2 separate regions of the Mus musculus genome follow, and region 1 is linked to region 2. The links are chromatin loops, found by intact Hi-C in ENCODE. Cell type or tissue: heart. All regions are shown on one strand. Each heading gives the region's core, and the rest is flanking DNA. Links, peaks and the distances in the headings are about the cores only.

Evidence for each region. Peaks named below come from ENCODE experiments on the same cell type or tissue, not always from the same donor. Only the 100,000 strongest peaks of a DNase experiment are listed, where the experiment ranks them.
Region 1: a loop joins it to region 2, with 4 times the contacts of the local background. A loop is called at or near these places in 4 of 42 quality-filtered maps.

The regions. Positions count from the first base shown.
Region 1 is chr5:136,965,824-136,976,044 of GRCm38, forward strand. It overlaps Cldn15 (claudin 15), which reads left to right and starts at 2,046. Exons shown (of 5, transcript NM_021719.4): 1 at 2,046-2,500; 2 at 6,497-6,661; 3 at 8,618-8,699; 4 at 8,787-8,903; 5 at 8,991-10,022. The coding sequence starts at 2,284. The coding sequence ends at 9,093. Fis1 (fission, mitochondrial 1) reads left to right here. Exons shown (of 5, transcript NM_025562.3): 5 at 94-411. The coding sequence ends at 191. In heart, for the core only: a CTCF peak has its summit at 5,196 (motif pointing left); DNase peaks (open chromatin) are centred at 1,948, 2,860 and 5,168; H3K27ac peaks cover 1,138 bases.
Region 2 is chr5:136,785,864-136,796,084 of GRCm38, forward strand. The region is part of intron 3 of Col26a1 (collagen, type XXVI, alpha 1); the gene reads right to left. Among named protein-coding and RNA genes, the nearest start is that of Gm30654, 36 kb to the right of the region's middle. In heart, for the core only: no CTCF peak of the experiment used is centred there; a DNase peak (open chromatin) is centred at 5,238; H3K27me3 peaks cover 333 bases.

The sequences.
Region 1 (10,221 bases), core at 826-8,825, 180 kb after region 2:
TCTGGGTACAGGTGCCCCGCTTCTGTGGAGGGGAGTGTGGTCAGGAGCCTGGGGCGGGACTGGTCTGCTCACACCTCCCTCTTCCTTTTCCAGATGGACTGGTAGGCATGGCCATCGTTGGTGGCATGGCCCTGGGCGTGGCAGGCCTGGCTGGACTCATTGGACTGGCTGTCTCCAAGTCCAAATCCTGAAGGCAGCCTCACCTGCTCTCTGCCCCGGGACGCCTAGGAGCCTGGGGGACACTGGAAGAGGGGCCTGTCCATCCTCACCATCGCCTTCCCTTTTCTCCTGCACCCCTGTAGTCTACCTCTACAGTCTCCATGACCCCCAGCCTCTTAGCCCCTGCACCTGTCGTTTAACCCTGTCATGCTTTGCAATGAGTGTAAATAAAATTGGGCCGTGGCTCGGGAAGCTCTGTGTGTGAGCGAGCATTGGCTGAGGGAGACCAGGTTCACCGGGTGCACCGCAGCCCTCTCTGCCCCACTCCAGGTTCCTCTGCCAGCATCTTAGCCCACACCCTTCCTTCCTCCCTTATCCTGAATCCACTTGGAAGGAACAAGGAACCTCGCTGGAGGACACGGCTTTTCCACCGCCCCAGAATCCTGGGAGAGAACAGTGAGCAGAGGGACAGAGCTGCGATTTATGACTCTGGTCTCCTCTGACCCACACAGCTGCCTGGGAGTTTTCCACTGCAGGGGCCTCCACTGGGCTTCCTCCAAACCCCACCCTTCCCTCCCTTTGTCTTCCTGCCCCCTCCCCTTCCTCTGCCCAATCTTTCTCCTTCAGGGGACACTGATGACGTAGGGTGAGAGAGGAAGCTGTGTGGAGATGGCAGGGACCGTGGGGGTTGTTGGGCACAGGATACCCCAGCCCCAGCCTGTGGGATGGGAGGCAGAGATCTCACAGAGCTCACCCCATGCCCCTTGTGCCAGGCTCTGCGTGGGCCTGTTTGACTTTCCTGCATTCTTGTCATTCCACAGCCCCTGGCAGGCTCGCTGGGGGGGGGGGGGGGCAAGAGGAGGTACCTGAGGGGAGCGTGGAGGAGCCTAATTCAGAGAAGGAGGGGATGGGGAGCCATGGTGGGCATAGCTCTGTCTCACATAGAAAGGGAACCTGGGGCCAACTTCACAAGCAAGACCAGGAAGCAGTCAACAAGGGAATCTATGTTCATACAGGTGCTCAGCTAGGGTGGGGTGGGGAACCCAGAGGTTTCCGCTTATCATGATTAATAGAGCTGGTGATGGTTCCTAGTAAGTGGACAGGGAGAGAGATTAACCAGAATTATGCCTTAGGCCTATGTTCAGCCCCCCACTCTGGGCCCCTGGACCCTTGGCAGGAAGATCAAACTCAGGACCGAAGAGTCAAAGGGCACCTGGAGGGGCAATTCAAGTTCAGGAAGTTTGGAGGAAAGTAGAATTCGGTGGCCTCACCTCAGCCCTGTGGCATTTAGATCCAAGCAGCCGCTGGGGCAATGGGAGTGTGCCCAGGAGCTATGATCTGTGGTCCCAACTCCCATTACAACCCAAAAGGCAATAATGTTGTGTCAACAAGGCTGAGAGCCAAAAATCCAAGCCCAGGGCCCTATGATAAAGACATCCAGGTTGGCAGGGCTGAGAGGTCTTGTCACCCCCAACTCAAACTCCATGGTCCTTGGCAATTTAGTGTCCCATCTGTAGGGTCTTCAGCGTCTTAGGTTGCTCTCAGGCTCTCTTAGTCCATCATGGAAGCCTGTGGTGGGCCTGTTAGAAGGTTTCTTCTCTAGACACTCTGGTCTTTTGGGTACCTAAAACTCTTTGTCCCTCTAATTTCATTCCCTGGCCCTGGTGACAGCTGAGTCAGAGACAGGCCACTTCCCCTGGATTCCTAATGCCTCCCTTGGGGGCTGCTCCTTGGCTGTATCCCTAAGTCTCCTAGTAAGTCCAGCCTCCCCACTCCTAGGGCGGGGAGTCTCGGGCTAGGCCGGAGGCCGGGGGAGGGGGTGGACTTTTGGCCCGTTTATTCCCTCCATCACAATCAACAGCTGCGGAGCGGAGCAGGCTTGGCTCATTCCTCTGACCTGCCAGGAAGCAGAGCCTCCCAGAGACCAGGCAGAGGCACTCAGACCTGACCTCCAGAAGACGGCAGACAAGAATCGCAGCTGGATGAGCGCTCCTTCAGCCTTCTCCCTCCTCAGTCTTCCGTGACATCCCTTTTGGGCCAAAGCCCCCGGAATTCACCTGGAGGTGCCAACTCTCCCTCTCAATCCCTGGGGCTCAAGCCCCCTTGGGGGACCTGCATCCCAGCATGTCGGTAGCTGTGGAGACCTTCGGCTTCTTCATGTCAGCCCTGGGACTGCTGATGCTGGGGTTGACCCTTTCAAACAGCTACTGGAGAGTGTCTACGGTCCATGGCAACGTCATCACCACCAACACCATCTTTGAGAACCTGTGGTACAGCTGTGCCACCGACTCCCTGGGAGTCTCCAACTGCTGGGACTTTCCGTCCATGCTGGCCCTCTCTGGTATGGGGTGAGGGAGGCTCTAGGGGACAGAGAGAGGTTGGGGAGCTAGGTGGAGTGATCCTTGAGGAAAGGGTGGAGGTAGTTGCCTTTGGGACACAAGGATTTCAGATGAAGCTCTTGGTTCTGGACAGCTACAGAAAAGGGTGCTGTATGACCCAGAATGGAACAGGTGTGAGTGTTACACACGGTTCCCTGCCCTCAAGTGTGACCCTCAGCCAGCTGAGGGGGGCTTCCAGATGTGATTTGGGTCTTTGCTAGCTCTAGGTAAAGGATGGAATGAATTTGGTGGTAGCCACCTGCAAGCTGAGAGTCGTCATGGTGCTAGTGTGCTGGTGGTCAAGGGGCTTCTCAGCAACGCAGCGTGCAGGCGCGCACGGGATGTTGACTGTATTTTAGCAGTTTGTTCTGGGAAGGGTTGGCTCAGTTGGCAGGGGTGAGACCAAGACGCCCATCTTGCTGGTTGAACGCCACCCTCAATAGCTCTCCAAACATCCACCGTCTGGGGGTCTCCCTGCTCTGCTGAAACTCCAGACAGAAGGGAGTCTACTAGGAAGTTTAGATGCATGCTGGAGAGGCCATTATGCGGCTGCACAAGTGTATTTGGGGCTCAGAGTGTTTTGTGTTGTTTGATGGTCTTAAATGACTGCAGCCTGCAGCCTACCTTGGGCCTAGCCCTTCTTTGGAGCCTTCTCCTGCCCCTTTCTTGCTCACCGCACAACACCTCCTCCCTTCCCTCCCATCATTTCCCCCAAGGGATCCCCAAACACACATAACACGTGCACCAATCCAAACCAAACAGTAGCTCCCCAAACTGATTCTGCCATGTGCGTGTCCACACCATCACCTCCCGGGCATCCACTAGACTTCCCAGTTGTCCCCACACTACAGATACAAAGAGTCGATGACCATGAACCCTCTCTGGTTGTTCCTGACACTAGATTCTGGTCTTGCTTTTCTGGGATCCCAACTGCAGGTGGTGAGTGAGTGGGTAGGGGAATCTGAGACCTGCCCAGGGTGGCAAACAGAACGTTGTGAAATGACCTCATATCTGGAAGATGCTCTGAGCTGAGATGGTGTCTAGGTGAATCTCTGGTACTCCGCTTTCCCCAGCTCTCCTGAGGTAGCCAGCAGCTAGGACTGCTGACTATGCTCCATACCCAACCTGTGGAAAAACTGAATCTATTCTGGGCCACAAACTCAGAGCAATAAGTGGCCAGAGGGGACCATGCATAGAGTCAACGCAGCGCCCGGCCAGCCTGCTGCATCCCTGGTGTGCAGAGGGCATTTTGCTGTGAGCCTGGTGTGTGTAGGGGGGTCTCACACGGGGTTGCTGCTCTTTGCCCATAAGAGAACTTGAATTTGGAGGAAAACCACATGGAGTTTGCTCGGGGTAATGGAGGGAGTTATGTTCTTTGGTTTGGTGTGTGTGTGTGTACATGCACGCACGTGCGCGCGTGTGCACACACATACACACACATTGTTTTGAGACATGGTGTTGCTATGTAGTCCAATCTCTGACCTCATGTAGCCTAGGCTAGTCCTGAACTGGAAAAGAGCCTCCTGCACCAGCCTTGCAAGTGCTGGGATTACAGGTGTGCACTACCATGCGTAGCTTTTCCTTTTACATGGACATTCCCCTTCCCTTAGCAGTCTGTGCTTTTCAGATATATTTACACCGTTAACCTCGTTTTGTCAAAGTGCAGCCACTCTGCAGAGGTAAGCAGCCTGTCTAGAGGCAGAGGAAGTGGAGAGAAGTTGTGATTTCTATTTACTGTGTGTAAGCCGTGAGCCAGTTTATTCTTCTATGGTCTACTGAGTTCCAAGAGGGATCGCCCTGCCCCCTTTGCACCCAATATTAGAGACTAAAGTCAGAACCATATATATACATATACCAGACAAGCATGATACCACTGAGCTACCCTCTGTCCCTCAGTGGAGGAGTCTAGGCCAGGGTTATACCACTAAGAACTACCCCAAGCCCTCACTGGGGAATTGCAAGCAAAAAGCTCTACCTCTGAGCTACAGTGCCAACCTTCTTTTTATATTCCATTTTGAGACAATATTGCTGAGCTGCCCGGGCTGGCCTTGAACATGCAGCCCTCTTGCCTCAACCTCTTCAGTGCTGTGGTGATTTCAGGCATAACTCACCAAGCCAGGCCTAACAACCAGTTAATGACTTCACACCTGTGCAGTCTCTATTCTATTCAACCACTCTCTGGATCCACATACCCATAGGCCCTTCAGTCATCTTTCCTTTGTCCATTAGCGTTCTCTGCACATAAAGAATTGGTGGGAGGGAGGGGACTATGGGGAAAAAAAAAGAATTGGTGGGAGAACTCTCTAGAAGGTGTGGCTGGGAGTCATAACGTCCTCTCAGAGACCTTTGTCCCCCCTCCCTACCTCTTAACTCCAGGCTCCTTCATCTCTTCTTGGCAGAGACCCAAGCCTTTTGCCTTCTGCACCATGCACCATGCACTATGGGCCCCACCCAGAGAAGGGGTACAAGGTTCCTGAGAGTGTTTGGCAACCATCAAAACCAGGAGGAGGAGCCAGACGCTTCCCTCAGCTTTGGGGAAAGGGAAACCAAGGCACCAAAAGATTCTGAGCTGAACTGACTGGGCTGGGTTCCTAGGCCCAGGTTTCCAACTTCCATGGTCCTCTACCCTCTGCCCTGAATCATTGCTGCCCCCTGCTGGTTACTCAGCTCCAACCCAGTGTTCAAGGTGTTGGGTATAGTAGCATAGGCCTGTAATCCCAGCAAACCAAGGCTGAGGCAGGAGGATCAAGAGTTAGCTATGTAGCATTTTTTTTTTTTTTTTGAGACAGGGTTTCTCTGTATAGCCCTGGCTGTCCTGGAACTCATTCTGTAGACCAGGCTGGCCTCGAACTCAGAAATCCGCCTGCCTCTGCCTCCCGAGTGCTGGGATTAAAGGCATGCACCACCATGCCTAGCGCTATGTAGCAAATTTGAGGCAGATAGATAAATAAATAGATAGACAGACAGACAGATGGACAGACAGGCAGAGGCAGGCAGATCTCTGAATTCGAGACCAGTTTTGTGTATCGAATTCTAGGATGGCCAGCGACTACACAGGGAAACCATGTCTTGTGGGGTAGGAGAGAGGAAGGAAGGAAGGAAGGAAGGAAGGAAGGAAGGAAGGAAGGAAGGAAGGAAGGAAGGAAGGGAGGGAGGAAGGGAGGGAGGGAGGGAGGGAGAAAAAGGAGAGTATGGGAAGAGTCATTGAGCCCTCACTTGAGTGTCTAATCACCTCTCCAAACATTTGCAGTTCTGCCTTAATTGTATGAGGCCTAATACCTCAGGGAGAGGCTAGGATGGACAGGCTGCGGAAGACTAGGGAAGAGGCTTCAATTCTGTGGCTGTGGGAGCCATCATCCATGCTGGGTGAAGACTTTCCGTTGTGGCTACTTTGGGGCTAGCCATCCTCCTGCCAGTAAGGGTTTTTCATGTTCTCTGTAAGGTGGCTCGATAAACTTGTCACCCAACGTGACATTTGGTGGTGTCCTACTTTGGTTTGTTCTTGGGACCTCCAGAGGAAGGGATAGATACTGTTTATGCTCCCCCAGGGACACATGGGTTGTATCCCCAGCATCATATAACCCAGAACTGGTGGTGTGTGCCCGTCACCCCAGCACCGTGAGGCAGAGACCAGAGGAGAAGCTTAAGGTCATGCTCAGCCACTACAACAAGTGTGGGGCCAACCTAGGCTACATGAGGCTTAGTTAGGCTGAGGATGAGAGAAGAGGGGCCAACCTAGGCTACATGAGGCTTAGTTAGGCTGAGGATGAGAGAAGAGGGGCCAACCTAGGCTACATGAGGCTTAGTTAGGCTGCGGGTGAGAGAAGAGGAGCCAAGATGGAGCAAAAGAAATAAGGAGGGAGTCTGGAATGGATCCTGAAGGGGGAGGGTCCTAGGAGTTTCAGGTGCAAGAGACCAGCAGGAAAAGGCTGATGGCTTCCCCACTGTACACTCTCCAGGGTATGTCCAGGGCTGCCGGGCTCTCATGATCACCGCCATCCTCCTGGGCTTCCTGGGCCTCTTTCTAGGCATGGTGGGACTCCGCTGCACCAACGTGGGCAACATGGATCTCTCCAAGAAGGCCAAGCTGCTGGCCATTGCAGGGACCCTCCACATACTTGCTGGTAATGGGGGACAGAGTGGACCCACGGGGTGGGGGGTATCTCAGGGCTTGTCTCACCTTCCCCTTTCAGTTGACCCCAGCCCTCTGTGCCTCAGCTCTCCCCTCTCTCCACCCTGTTTGTACCCTGCAGATCTCTAGACCACAACTCACTGTCGAAGGTAGGGTTGTCTCTGCTCCCATCTGAGCCAAAGCCCAGGCAGATCTGAGAGACTGTTTCCTTCCAGAGCTTATGACTGGCTGAGAGATCAGAGTCAGGGCATGTACACACACACACAGACAGAGTCACATAAATACACACACATATACATATAACATACACATATACACACACACGTATGCACATACATATCACACATATATACAACACAGACATATACACATACACACATATATACAACATATGTATCACACATACACACAGCATACACATGTACGTACACACATACATATACACATATACATATATACACATATACATGTACACATATACATATATACACACATATGCACATACATATCATATATATATACAACATACACATATACACACATATACACACATGCATACATATATGCATATCACACGTATACACAGCATATACACACATACACACACATCACACATACACATAACACACACATGCTCACTCATAGTAGTGATATACAGATGGCCCATTACTGCCCAGCTTACTTCATTTCTGCACACATTTCACTTCTTCATGATAAACCACGCAGGGTTGGAGAGTGAAGGCACTTTGTGGTGACCCAAGATTGATCCAGAGACCCCCATAGTAGGTGGGAAGAACCAGCCTTGGGAAGTTTTCCTTTGGCCTTCATACGAGCACCTCCACTCAGGTGGATACACCACACACTAAATAACACAGAGTGGGGGGTATTTCCATTTCCTAGCTCTGAAGGCTTGGCAAGTTCCCTTAGCCAGTTTGCTGGAGGTAAGTGACAAACCACAGGGATGTCGGAGGCAGGAAAGACTTTTTTGGACGGCTGGGCTTTCAAGATGTGGATTGTTAGCATCTGGGGGTCATGATTAGGTCATGTTCTCTGCCAGTTAAAGAATTATTAAATGGCAGGGGAAAAAGTCCCATGCTGGACAGAGAGCAGTGGAGAAATCTTGGACACAGCAAATGAATCTGCAGTAGAGGAAAAGCTTTTATTAGTGATAAGGAAATACAACCATGCGGCAGACACACAGAGAAAGACTGCAAAGCAGGGCGGGCTGGAGACGCCGAAAGTCCAGTATCTTGTCAAGGGCTGAGGTTTGGCTGTCACGGGCTGAGGCTTGGCTGTTTCTTTTTTTCAGTCTGAAGATGCTTCCTAATTTAGGGTTGGTCAGTTGGAAGGAAAGACAGGGTAGACTGATGGGCCCTCAGGTGTTGTGTAACATATCCTGATCGGGTGTTGGACTGTTGAGTCAGTCCATCAGTGCGGTGTGCTGGCAGGAGAAGAAAGTCCACAAGGCTTTTGTTTTAAGCTGCCAGGCTTTTGTCTCGGGTCCAGAAGGGAGGAAGAAGTTGGTCTTCTTTATTACCCAGCCATGGCTGTTCTCCCTGTCTCCCAGGGAATCCTTTTAAATTCTAGTCCCTCCATATGATTGAAGGCTAGTCGTGCACTCTGTGGTGGCTCGTGACTATATTCTCCAGAGGTAACAGGATCAAGGTTATGCCAGGCTACATGGTGAGTTCAAGGCCAGCCTAGGCTTCCTAAGATCTTGTCTTTAAAAAGATCCCCTGGGACTTGTGTGACCTGATGGCTGGAGTTTGACCATGTCTGAGGAAAGGAAGCATTACTCTTGGACATGACATTCCGTCCCTGCTCCTGCTCTGCCCGTCTCTCAAGCCCCTCGTAGCTCACTTGCTTGTGTATGTGTGTGTGTGTGTGTGGGGGGGGTTGTGGCGTGGGAGGGGCACATAGGACCAGATCCTCAGACCTTTTTCTCCAGGAGCCTGTGGGATGGTGGCTATCTCGTGGTACGCCGTCAACATCACTACTGACTTCTTCAACCCACTGTATGCTGGAACCAAGTAAGTGAGGAACCCACCCTTGGGGACAGCAGGTGGGTCTCAGCCCACACTCCTCTGGGCTGGCACTCACCTTTTCCACTCCTCCAGGTATGAACTGGGCCCCGCCCTCTACTTGGGCTGGAGTGCCTCCCTGCTCTCCATCCTGGGCGGCATCTGTGTCTTCTCCACCTGCTGCTGTTCCTCCAAGGAGGAACCAGCCACCAGGTGAGGGGATGAGCGGGAGGAGGGTATGGAGTGATTACCACAGCATCCTATGACCCCTGTGACCCCACCTTCCTCTTCATCCCACAGGGCTGGGCTTCCCTACAAGCCTTCTACGGTTGTGATACCCCGTGCCACCTCGGATGAGAGTGACATCAGCTTCGGTAAATATGGCAAAAACGCATACGTGTAGGAAGCTCTGGCCTGCTGGACACCATTTCTTGTCCCACTGTCTCCAGGACCTGCAGGCAGACCAGTCTCCAGTTAATAACCTCAGGACAGGCCAAATTTCCTGGCCTCACCCTGTGCCTGGAAGCCACTACCCACTCTAGGCACACCTTATCTGGCACTCAGCCTCTCCCTGGAACAGAAGCTTCAGGGGCAACTTGCCTGCTTCTTACAGCTGGACACAAGGGGACAGAGGTGTCTGCAGCATGTGACTCCATATAAATGTGTGCATGAATAAATGTATATTGTGATTGTTCAGGGGGCACCAGGGGTCATGGAGTCACAGCCACATAAGGGAGTCCTTTTCAAACCACAGACTGTCAAGTCTGCCCAATTTGGGGGCTGTCTCATCTAGTGAGATAGTGTGTCAGGGAGCTGGGGAGATGGCTCAGTGAGTTGAGTGTTTGCTACCCAAGTATGAGGACCTGAGTTCAAATCCCCAGAACCTGTGTAAATGGCAGGCCATGGATACAATCCTGCAACCCAAGTATGCTAGGTTGAGGTATTCTTGAGGCTTCCTGGCTTCCACCCTGGCTCCAGGCTCCATATGAGACGCAGTCTTAAGGGAATGAGGTGGAGCGCGATGGAGCAGGGAGCTGGAAACCCTCTTCCCACCTTCTCAGGCACACAGACTTGTACATAGACTACACACATGCACACATTCTCAACAAAAGGATTTGAAAGGGGGAGTCACTAACAACTGATCTGAGTCACCCACCTCAGGAGATTGCTAATAGCTGTGATGCTCCTGGCCTGCTGAAAGTTCCTCTCTGTTGACTCTTGACCTATTTTCTCACAGTCTCACACAGGGGCAGTTGATCTAGAACAGGCATTGGTAGGTGCATGTGTGTTTGAAGGTTTGGGGTTTAAAATAAAGATATTTTAAATGATGCAGTCTTTGCATGAATGTGTGTGTGCTGTCATGGGGCTTGGGTACAGCATGTGCCTACAGGTACCTGAAGAGACCCACAGAGGGCACAGGAGGCTGTGAGCCAACCCACGTGGGTGCTGGAAACAGAATCCTGCTCTTCTGTCAGATCTGCAAGGGCTCTTAACTGCTGAGCCATCTCTTCAGTCCCTTACCAGAGATAAA
Region 2 (10,221 bases), core at 1,021-9,020:
CAGGTCTGGTTCTTCTGATATCAATAAATTATCAAGACAATCCCCTACAGATAGGCCAACAAGGCAGTTTGGTTTGGGTGATCCCTCAAATGAGATTCTCTTGGACTTGGCAAGCGGACATTTAAAACTAACCCATACAGGAGTCAAGTGCCTGGGAGGCTGAAAAGGGACCCCAGACGGGTGTACACCTGCAATACCAGCACTCAGGAGGATCAGGGCCATCTTTCAGATCGAGGTGAGTTCAGGTGAGTCCAGGCTACAGGAGACCCTGGCTCCGTAAAGCCAAACCAAGAGAAACAAAGGAGTGTGGAGAGGAGGAGGGAGCAGAACAGAGGAGAGCAACACACACACACACACACACACACACACACACACACACACACACACCATGAACCAAGGCCCAGTGGGATTAAGGCTCTCTCTATCCTACCATCTTATCTTATCTGGAAGACCTAAGATCTAGATTCAATGAGATGATAGAACCCTCTAGGATCCCAATAAGCAAGAGTCTCTGTAGGGGGCTGGTTTTAGTGAACAAGACAGATGGTTTTGTCTAATTCTTAGCAAAATGGGCTATGTGACCCCTAAAGTCTAAGACCTTGACCTTGTTTATTTAACTAAATCCCTCCTTTTGTAATTTTATTTGCATGTGATGAGTGTGGAGGCCAGAAGTCCATTCCCCAGTGTCTTCCTCAGTCATTTCCCTCCACCTTACCTTTAAAAAAAGAGAAGGATTCATTTATTCATTTTGTTGGCATATGTGCACGTGAATACAAATGCCCTGGGAGGCCAGAGGCTTCAGAGCCCTTGGAGCTGGAGTTACACGGCTAGCTGTGAGGCCCCTGGCATGGGTGTGAACTTCACCTGGGTCCCTTGCAAGAGCAGCACAAGCACGCTCTTAACTGCGGAGCCACCTCCAGCCCCTCCAGTTTATTATTATTGAACCTGGAGCTCACTTTTGTCAACTGTGAATGGTGGCATACACCTGAAATATTACCATTCAAAAGACTGAGGCAGGAGGATTGCCATAAGTTCCAGGACAGTCTAAGTACACACAGAGTACTAGACCAACCACAACTTTACAGAAAGATCTAGTATGGATAAAACATTAAGAGGAAATCACTAAGACTAAAATTAAAACATAATCTCTTCCATTCCTAAAGACATCACAAAGAAAGTGGAAAGACAAGCCATAGAATGAGGATATTCATAAGTCATGTGACCAATGACATCATAATATTCAGATCCTATCTTATATAGGTCAACAACAAAAAAGCAAGCAGCTCAATTCGGAAAAAAAAAACATTTGTGTGTGTGTGTGTGTGTGTGTGTGTGTGTGTGTGTGTGTGCGCAAAGAGGGCACGGATCCCTTGGAGCTGGAATTAGAGGTGGTTTGAACAGCCTGACATAGTTGCTATGGTCTGAACTCAGGTCTTCTGAAAGAGCATCAGGCATTCCTGAGCACTGAGTTGCCCCAACAGCTCAAATTGAAAAGGTTAAAAAGACATTTCTGTATAGATGTCTCTCCAACGAACACATGAAAAGATGCTTCGAATAAACCAGAATTCCCAAAATGAGATGTTACTGCACATACATGCTCTCTCTCTCTCTCTCTCTCTCTCTCTCTCTCTCTCACACACACACACACACACACACACACACACACACAATCAAATTTAAAATAGAAACAGTTTAGGACAAGATACAGGTAGCAACTAAACAGTGTAGTGATTGTAACTAAACACATTCAAGTCAGTCATGTTGACGTGTTTAGTTTTGCTTGGTGTGACTCGAGCCTCAGTAAGTTATTCTAAAACCAACCAGACAAGTCTGTTATTGTGACTTGTCCCATCTCCCTTAGATAAATGAAACACTTGGGACTACAAATGTCTCAAAATTTTGGAGTTAAGATTCAAGAATGTCTGCATAGACTTCATCAGTTGAGCTTGAAAACCCAGAATGTTCGAGACGCTGAGGGTATACGGGGTTTCAGCATTCCAAACTGGCGACAGAACGGCCATCTCTTTTTAGAGTCTTCAACTAATACATTTCCCCAACAATTCCAGAGAAACACAACCAGCTTTCTCCTTTAGCTAGGCAGGAAGGAAAGCCATCCAAATGGAATTTCCTAGGCATTTTGTTTTTGTGTGTACGAGCTCTACGTCAGAGACGACAGAGAAAGATACATCGCAGAAGGAACAGAATTTGATGTGAAGCTACCACACTTCCGGTTTAAATGACACTGATTCTGACTTCAAATATGGCCATTTCCAGTTTACAATTATGGGTGTTTGAAGGCACCCATATTTGTTCTAAAACAGTGTCCTTTCTCACTTGAAATTTAGCCATTCAATTCCGGGCTTTCATTTCCTGTCGAAGGGACAACCACCAAGCTTCTTAGACTTTCCATAGACGCTTCACCCCAGACTACTTCAGAAGGACACCTTGTCTTTGGAGTCAATTTACAAAATCTCCACTCCCCAAAGGCAGATGGTAGCACGATGAAGCTGTCTGGAGAGGTTAGCGACCCTCCTGTGACATGCAGAAGCCAGGGGCAGAGCTGGAGCTTGGGCCCGGTCTGGGCCCGGTCTGCTGATGGCACACCTGTCATCTTAGCTTTACCTGTCAACATGACACCTCATAGACATGTTGACAAGGGAGTCTCAATTGAGGACTTGCCCTGATCAGATTGGTCTGTGCGGATATATCTGTATGCGGTTGTCTTGACTATTAATTGATATGAGGGCCCAGCCCACTATGGGCAGCTCCATTCCCTGGGCAAGTGGTCCTGTATTAGAACGTTATCTAAGCATGAGCCTGTGAGTGAGCCAGTAAGCAGCATTCTCCATGATTTCAGCTTCTAGCTCCTGCCTGAATGCCTGCCCGAACTTCCTTCAGTGATGGACTGTGACCTCTAGGGCCCAAGCAAACCCTCTCCTTCCCTAGTGTTTTGTCACATCAACAGAAATGGAACTGAAGCGCAGGACTCTTGGTGTCCAGTCCTCTAGTCCTCTGAGGGATAGGAGAGCAGGGACTAATAACCCCCAGAGACCAGCATGCTTTCCAGTGTCCCCCACCCCACCCCCAGGAAGGCATCCAGGACATGGGCCAACCTAACCTCTGCACTCAGCCATCTTCGGCTAGAACCCAGATAGAACCCCTTTCCTGGCTAAGGGAACCCAAGCAACTTAACCTCAAAGGCCAGTGTCCTGAGCTGCAAATGTGCTGCACACCAGGTTGTTATGCACGCTTTAGAGTTTTTTTTGTTTTGTTTTGTTTTGTTTTTGAGATGAAATCTCATTAACTCAGTGACAGAAGACAACAATGCTCTCTGTGGTGGTCAGTTTATGTCAGGCCTTTGTGTGTATATGTGCATATGAGTATATATATATGCATGTAGTGTATGCATGTGTGTTTGTGTGTATGTGTGTGTGTGTGTCTTTCCTCCAGAACTGTCTACCCTGTTTTCTTGAAATCAGGTTTCTCTCTCACTGGGATCTGAGGCAGAGCAATTACTAGGCTGGTTGGCCAATAAGCCCCAGGGATCCACCTGTCTCTCCATGCCCCCACCCGGCCCCCAGCATTGGATTTACAAAGTGCACAGAGCCATAACCATCATGTGAGTTCTGAATATCAAATTCCAATCCTCATGCTTACATAGCTAGCACCTTACAGACAGCCACAAATAGATGTAGATGTAGGTATAGTGCAAACACATACAGAGACATGGGCATCACAAGCAATGGATGGAACCCAGGCCTGTCTCCATGTTGTATTATTCAACCTCCCTTCTGAGATCAGAGTTAAACTAGGTCCTGGAAATTCAGAGCCAAACGAGGCTCTGTCCCTGCAGATGACGGGTTCACAGCTCAGAGGCATCAGAAGGCATTAAAGCGAGGCATGGTGGTGCATGCTTGTGATGCCAGCATTTGAGAGGCTGAGTCTGGAGGACTAACCTCAGCTACATGGTAGCAGTCTTAAAACACAACATCCCCACAAACAAAAGGGCACCTGAGGGCCTAAGGCAGCCGCTGTAAGATTTTTGCCTTAGGAGGGGCAGCCTGGAGGCAGAATGGAGGGGTGCCACCCAGCTTGTGATGAAAAACTTTCAGAGCTACAAGGGAAAGCCATTCATAAGAGGCAGGGTGGGATGGTCAGGCCCTAGCGATCATGTGTCACGTGTCTATCTATCTATCTATCTATCTATCTATCTATCTATCTATCTATCTATCACTGTCTATCTATCATCTGTCTGTCTTTCTATCTATCATTTATCTATTATCTATTTTCAGTCTACAGATCTACCTACCATGTTTATTAGCTATATCTATGTCTCTGTTCACTATGTATGTATCTTCTGTCTTCTCTTTACACATCACATCAATATATGAAATATATTTGATAATAATTACCGTTTGAATTGCATTAACATTAATATATACTGTTAGGTGTGCATGCATGACAATACAATTGGTGGGATCCAGGGCTAGCTGAGCATCTACTAGGCAAGTGAGCATCCACCAGGCTATACCCTGGATCCTGTTTTAAGCAGTTAACAAATATTCACCAGATAAACTTCACCACATCCCTACAAGGAAGGTATTACCAGTGTTATCAGTATTCCCATTTTATAGGTGAGAAATTGATTGTTCTTAAAAGAAAGAATGCACTCTGTTGGAACTGAAGTTTGAGTTTGTTTGTTTGTTTTTGTTTTTTGTTTTTTTTTTTTTTGCTGTTGTTTTTAAAAAGAATCTTACAGTTAGGTCAAACTGATCTTGAACCCCCTATGTGGCCAAGGCCCACTTTAATTTCCTGATCCTCTTGCCTCCCCCATCCCCAGTACAGGAATTAGGGTATGCACCACGGTGCTGGACGGAATCTAGGGCCTCCTGAGCTATAGGAAAGCACTCCATCAGCTGAACCACAGAGCCATCTCTACAGGAGGGGTTCTGTCTCTAAAGTACTCTACATGCCTATCTGCCATGTTCACATGCCCCTGGTGAGCGAGCAATAGCTCCGGGTCATTGGAAGAGAAGATATGAGCAGGTCCAAGGTTACTGAACCCAGGCGCTGAACCTGTACAATCCCAGCCAGGTCCCATGAATTCCTATGGTCAGTACCACATCCGTCCAGCAGGTGGCAGCCACGCACCTCCATGAGAGGTTGTCTTTGCCGGCTTTGCACAAAGACATCTGTGTTCGCCAATAGTTGCTGTTTGGCTTGTAGCCAAGCAGAGTGGAGCTAGACAGCTTACTCTTGATGGGGTGACAACTAGTGCAGCTGAGGTGGCTCAAAGGCGCCCCACAGACAGCAGAACAACAGGCTAGCAACGGACAAAAAACAATAGCAGCAAAAAACTAGGCAGGGCTTTGAGATTTGCGATTCAGTAGCCAATGGGTTAGTTAAATGGGGTGCTTGTCATCAAGCAAGAATTAGAAGTGTTTCTAGGGAGCTAAAGGGGAGTCGCTTGTTTGTTTTGTTTTGTTGGGACAGGTTCTTATGTAGGCCAGGCTGGCCTTGAACTCATTATGTATCTTGAATTCCTGACCCTCTTGGATACACCTCACATGTGCTGGGATTACGGACATGTGTCTATATGTGCCAGTATGTGGTGCTGGGGATGAAATCTAGGCTAGACAAGCCCTCTCCAAATTGAGCTACAGCCACAACTCAGAGCTTAGCTTCTCAATGTGTGTGGGGTGAAGGGACTATGGAGCACACAGGAAGGATGCTGGACATTGGGAGGGCCAGGATGCAGGGGCACAAATCTTAGTGTGTTGTGACCATTGTCTGTCTAACTGAGGCTCTTCAGAGGTCTGGTACAAATTCTACAGTACAGATCTGGAGTCAGCCAGAACACCTTCCCATCCTACCACCGTGGGACTTGGAATCACTGTCCACCTCCTCACCTAATATCTTATTTTTTTGTGTGTGCATATGTGTGCTTGTGTGTGTGTGCGCGCGCACGTGGCAGGCACACAGAAGCTAGAGGACAACCTCGGCTGTCATCTTTTTCAGACACTGTAATTATTTAGAGACACGATCTCATACTGAACCAAAACTCACTAAGTAGACTACGCTTCCGGCCAGTAAGTCCAGGGGACCTGCCTGTCTCTGCCTCCTCAGTGCTCAAATTACAGCACACACTGCCATGCCTGTGGGGTAGGGGTATATGCACGTGCGCGTGCGTGTGCGCGCATGCGCACATATGTGTGTGTGTGTGGTGTATATACATACACACACATGCACATGGAGCCCTAGGAAGAATGCCATGTTCCCTCCTCTCTCTCTCTCTCTCTCTCTCTCTCTCTCTCTCTCGGCTTTATTATTCAGGTCAGAGGCTCTCCCTGAACCCGGATACTTGTGTTTTCAGCCAGGATAGCAACCTACAAGCTCCAGCCATCCTCCACAGTCTTCGAGTTAAAGGCATCCCAGGAATCATGCCTGACTTGTTATGCGGGATCCGAACCCAGGTCCTCATGCTTGTAAGCAAGCACTTTTACCCCCTGAGCTGTCTCACCAGCCCCCTGGGCCAAGGTCTTTAAATACACTCTTTCCATGAGGTCCTAGTGATTGAAAAGGGTTTGCATTTCCAGAAGTAAATGGAGGTCCGTCTGGTCACCCCCAACCCCACCCCTAGCCCAGAATCCATTTCTGCATTCTGGAACATGGGCTGGGAGAGCAGAGGGAAGGGATCTCATGTCCCATGGAAGGAGAACCCAGGCCGACACGAAAAAGTCCAGCTGATAGACCAGCCATGGTCTGGGGGAGCCTCTCTCAACTGCTTCAAGCCAGAGCCACTGTCCCAAGAGACAGGCAGGGACGCTTTGGTCTCTGCTAAGAGGCTCCCATCACCTCTTTGATTAGCAGCCAAGGCGAGTTTCTTTCCAGGTCTGAACGAAAATAAAATAAAGCATGTTACAGAGTGCCTCCCTCTCCTCAGATTTTCATTTTTAATGTGGTTTTCAGCACTGGCGTACTGTGAATAGGCCTGTGTGTGTAAGCACATGTGCTCGCAATATGCAGGAGACAGAGGCCGCCGGCCGCTCACAGCAGAATCAGCAGGGAGACCAGAGGCAGCACTTTGAGGGCCCCATCACGGAGGACTGAGGTATCTGTCCCAAAGACTGCGGGGGGGAAATGCACTTTCATCTAGAGACTTTGACCTCTAATGGGAGCCATGATCTTCTCCAGCCTGGAAGATTGGTCAAAAGGATGGATGGATGAACAAGTCAGGAGTTTTGGCTTCCAGGGTAGGAGACAGGTCAAGAGAGAGGCCTCTTGTTTGCTTGCCTCGCAAGCGGGTGGACCTCAGTGGACTCCCCGAGCCCACTGAAAAAGCTGGGCACAGAAGGTCTTAGGCCAGCCTGGCAGCTTACTGTTTCAAACAAGATGGAAGGAGGGGAAGTTACTGACTTCTACGTGTGGTCCAGTGTATGTACACACACGCACACATTCCCCATGTACACATGTACACACGCACACACATCTCGTATGCACATATGTGAGCACACACATGCACACACACATCCCACATGCACACATGCACACACATCCCATGTGCACACATGCGCACACGTACACACAAACTTCTTAGAGCCACAAGAACTGGAGCAAGGTGGGCAGGAAGCTCTTTCCTACACCGGTGACTTAGGGTCTGGCATGTCACCTATGGTGACTAGGCCATTTCAGGCAAATGCCTGTCCATCTCTTAGCTGTTTGGCCTGTTTTCCCCCCATCCATGAGTTTATTTGGTGCTGGTGAGATGGCTCTATTGGTAAAGTCATTTGCTGCCAATGCTGACAGGCAGAATGTGATCCCTGGGACCCTCAAGCTGAAAGGAGAGAACTGGCTCCCACAAGTTGTCCTGTTTCACAGGATTGCCATGGCCTGTGAGGGCATGCAGACACACACAAACACACTTAATAAGTAAATAAGTAAGTAAATAAATAAATAAATAAATAAGTAAGTAATAAGATGTAAAGAGGTATTTGTCTTAGTTTTTTAAAAAACTTTCGTTTCTTTACTTTTTTCTCTTCTCTTTTAAAATTAGTTTTTAATGTATTTGAGTGTTTTGCCTGCGAGAGTGTATGCATATCACATGTATGCAGTGCCCAAATTGACCGGAAGAGGGCGTCAGACCCCCGGAATCAGAGGTGCAGGGGCTGTGAACCACTATGTGGGTGCTGGGAACAGAACATGGATCCCCTGCAAAAGCAGCAAGTTCTCCTAACTGCTGAGCCATCTCTCCAGTCCCTTCTTTTTAATCTCTCTCTGTCTCTCTGCACCCGTGTGAGTGCGCCAGCGCGTGCGCGCACGCGCGCGTGCAAGTGCATGCAAGTGCGTGTGTGCCAGAGGACAACCACATGTATTATTCTCGGGAACACTATTCATCTCCTTTGAAACAGAATTTTCCATTGGTCCAGAGTTCACCAATTAGATGGAGTAGGTCAGGCAGTGAGCCCGAGGGATCCTCCTGACCCTGCCCGCCCTGTCCCCTGTGCCTCTCCACCGCCCCACCCCCGCCAGCAGCTCTGTCCTGGCGTTTGCTGACCCGCCCTCCCAACTCCGCCCCAATCCTATCCCCTCAGTTTCTCACACTGCTTCCCCAGGGAAGCCATGTGAAGGTGGGGCTGGGCTGGTTTCTTCTGGAACTCATGATTTCTTTGCTATTCCGCAGCACTGAGGGGTGCCCTATACATCATCGTCAACACCCTCCATGTATGCTCTTTAGCTCTTTGCCTCAGGTTCTCCCTCCTGCCAATTTGATTTTGGTGTCTCTCTGGAACATGAAGTTCTTGCCTCTCAGGACTCTGACCAGGATTTCTCTTAGCTGCTGAGACAGACAGCAGGTTTCTCTTCAGTAGAACACGACTCTGGGTCATTATTTCCTTTCTTTCAGATAGGTGGGTGGACCAGTGGGTGGATTGGGTGGGGGTGGGGTGGGGGTAGATGGATAGGTGAGTGGGTGGGTAGATGGGTATGTTGGTGGATAGATGAATGGATGGGTAGGTGGGTAGGTGAGTGAGTGGGTGTCTGAATGGGTAGTTGGGTGGGAGAGTTGTGAATGGGTAGGTGGGTGGGAGAGTTGTGAATGGGTAGGTGGGTGGGAGAGTTGTGAATGGGTAGGTGGGTGGGAAGGTTGTGAATGGGTAGGTGGGTGGGAGGGTTGTGAATGTGTAGGTGGGTGGATGGGTGGATTTTGTGGTCTAGGATTGAATTTAGGACCTCATGCGTGTTAAGCAAGTACTTTACCACTGAGTCTGTCCTGTTGTCAAAAACTTGACCTAAAGAATGTATCCAAGGCCAATCTGGGCAACTTAGTGAGATTCTGTTTAAAAACAAAAACAAAAACAAAAACAAAACAACAACTGGGATACAGTTTGGCTCAGTGGTAGAGCCCCTGCCTAGAATCCCCCAGGGAGGGGCTGGGGGCGTGGATCAGTGATACATGAAACCCAAGATTCAATCCTTACAATAAATAAATAAATAAATAATCAATCAATCAATCAATCAATCAATCAATCAATCCAGACTCAGCCCTTCACACGTAGGCCCTGTGAGTGATTCCCAGAATTCCTCTGAGCTCAGTGGCCTCGAGTTTGACATGAGAAAGTAAAAACATCATAACGCCCCCCCGCCCCCGCTGGGCCTCTGGAGGCTCTGCAAGGATGGAGGAGATGACAGGAGGGGTGTGCTTTATGCATCCCAGACCCCATCATCACGTTCCTCGGCTCTGGCTTCAACATCTTCCCCACATATGGAAATGCTGTCAACCCGGACTTGGAGCCGGGCAAGGTGTGGATTTCCAGTTCAGAATCTCCTCAGGTGACAGAGGTAGCAAGGGCCGGTGGGTGGGATGGCTCACTGGCTCAGGGTGCTTGCTGCCAAGCTTGACAATCTGAGGTTGACCCCAGGGACCCATATGATGGAAGGAAAACAAAAAAACAACAGTTCTCAGAAGTTGTCCTCTGACTGTCACGTGTGTGCCGTGACACCTGCCTACCCACCCCTACCCCATCCTACCTCAACACAAACTAAATAAAACTTAAATAGAAAGAAAGGGAGGGACCTTTGTCCCTAGTCCTAAGAGACAGTGGTGAACTTTGGTAAAGACGGTGGCTTACACAGGGCCCTGAACCTACAGGGACCCAGGAATTTGTCATCTGGAGGAGGCAGGAGAGTGAAGGTCTGTTTAGCCCAAAGCCACCTGCCACTCTT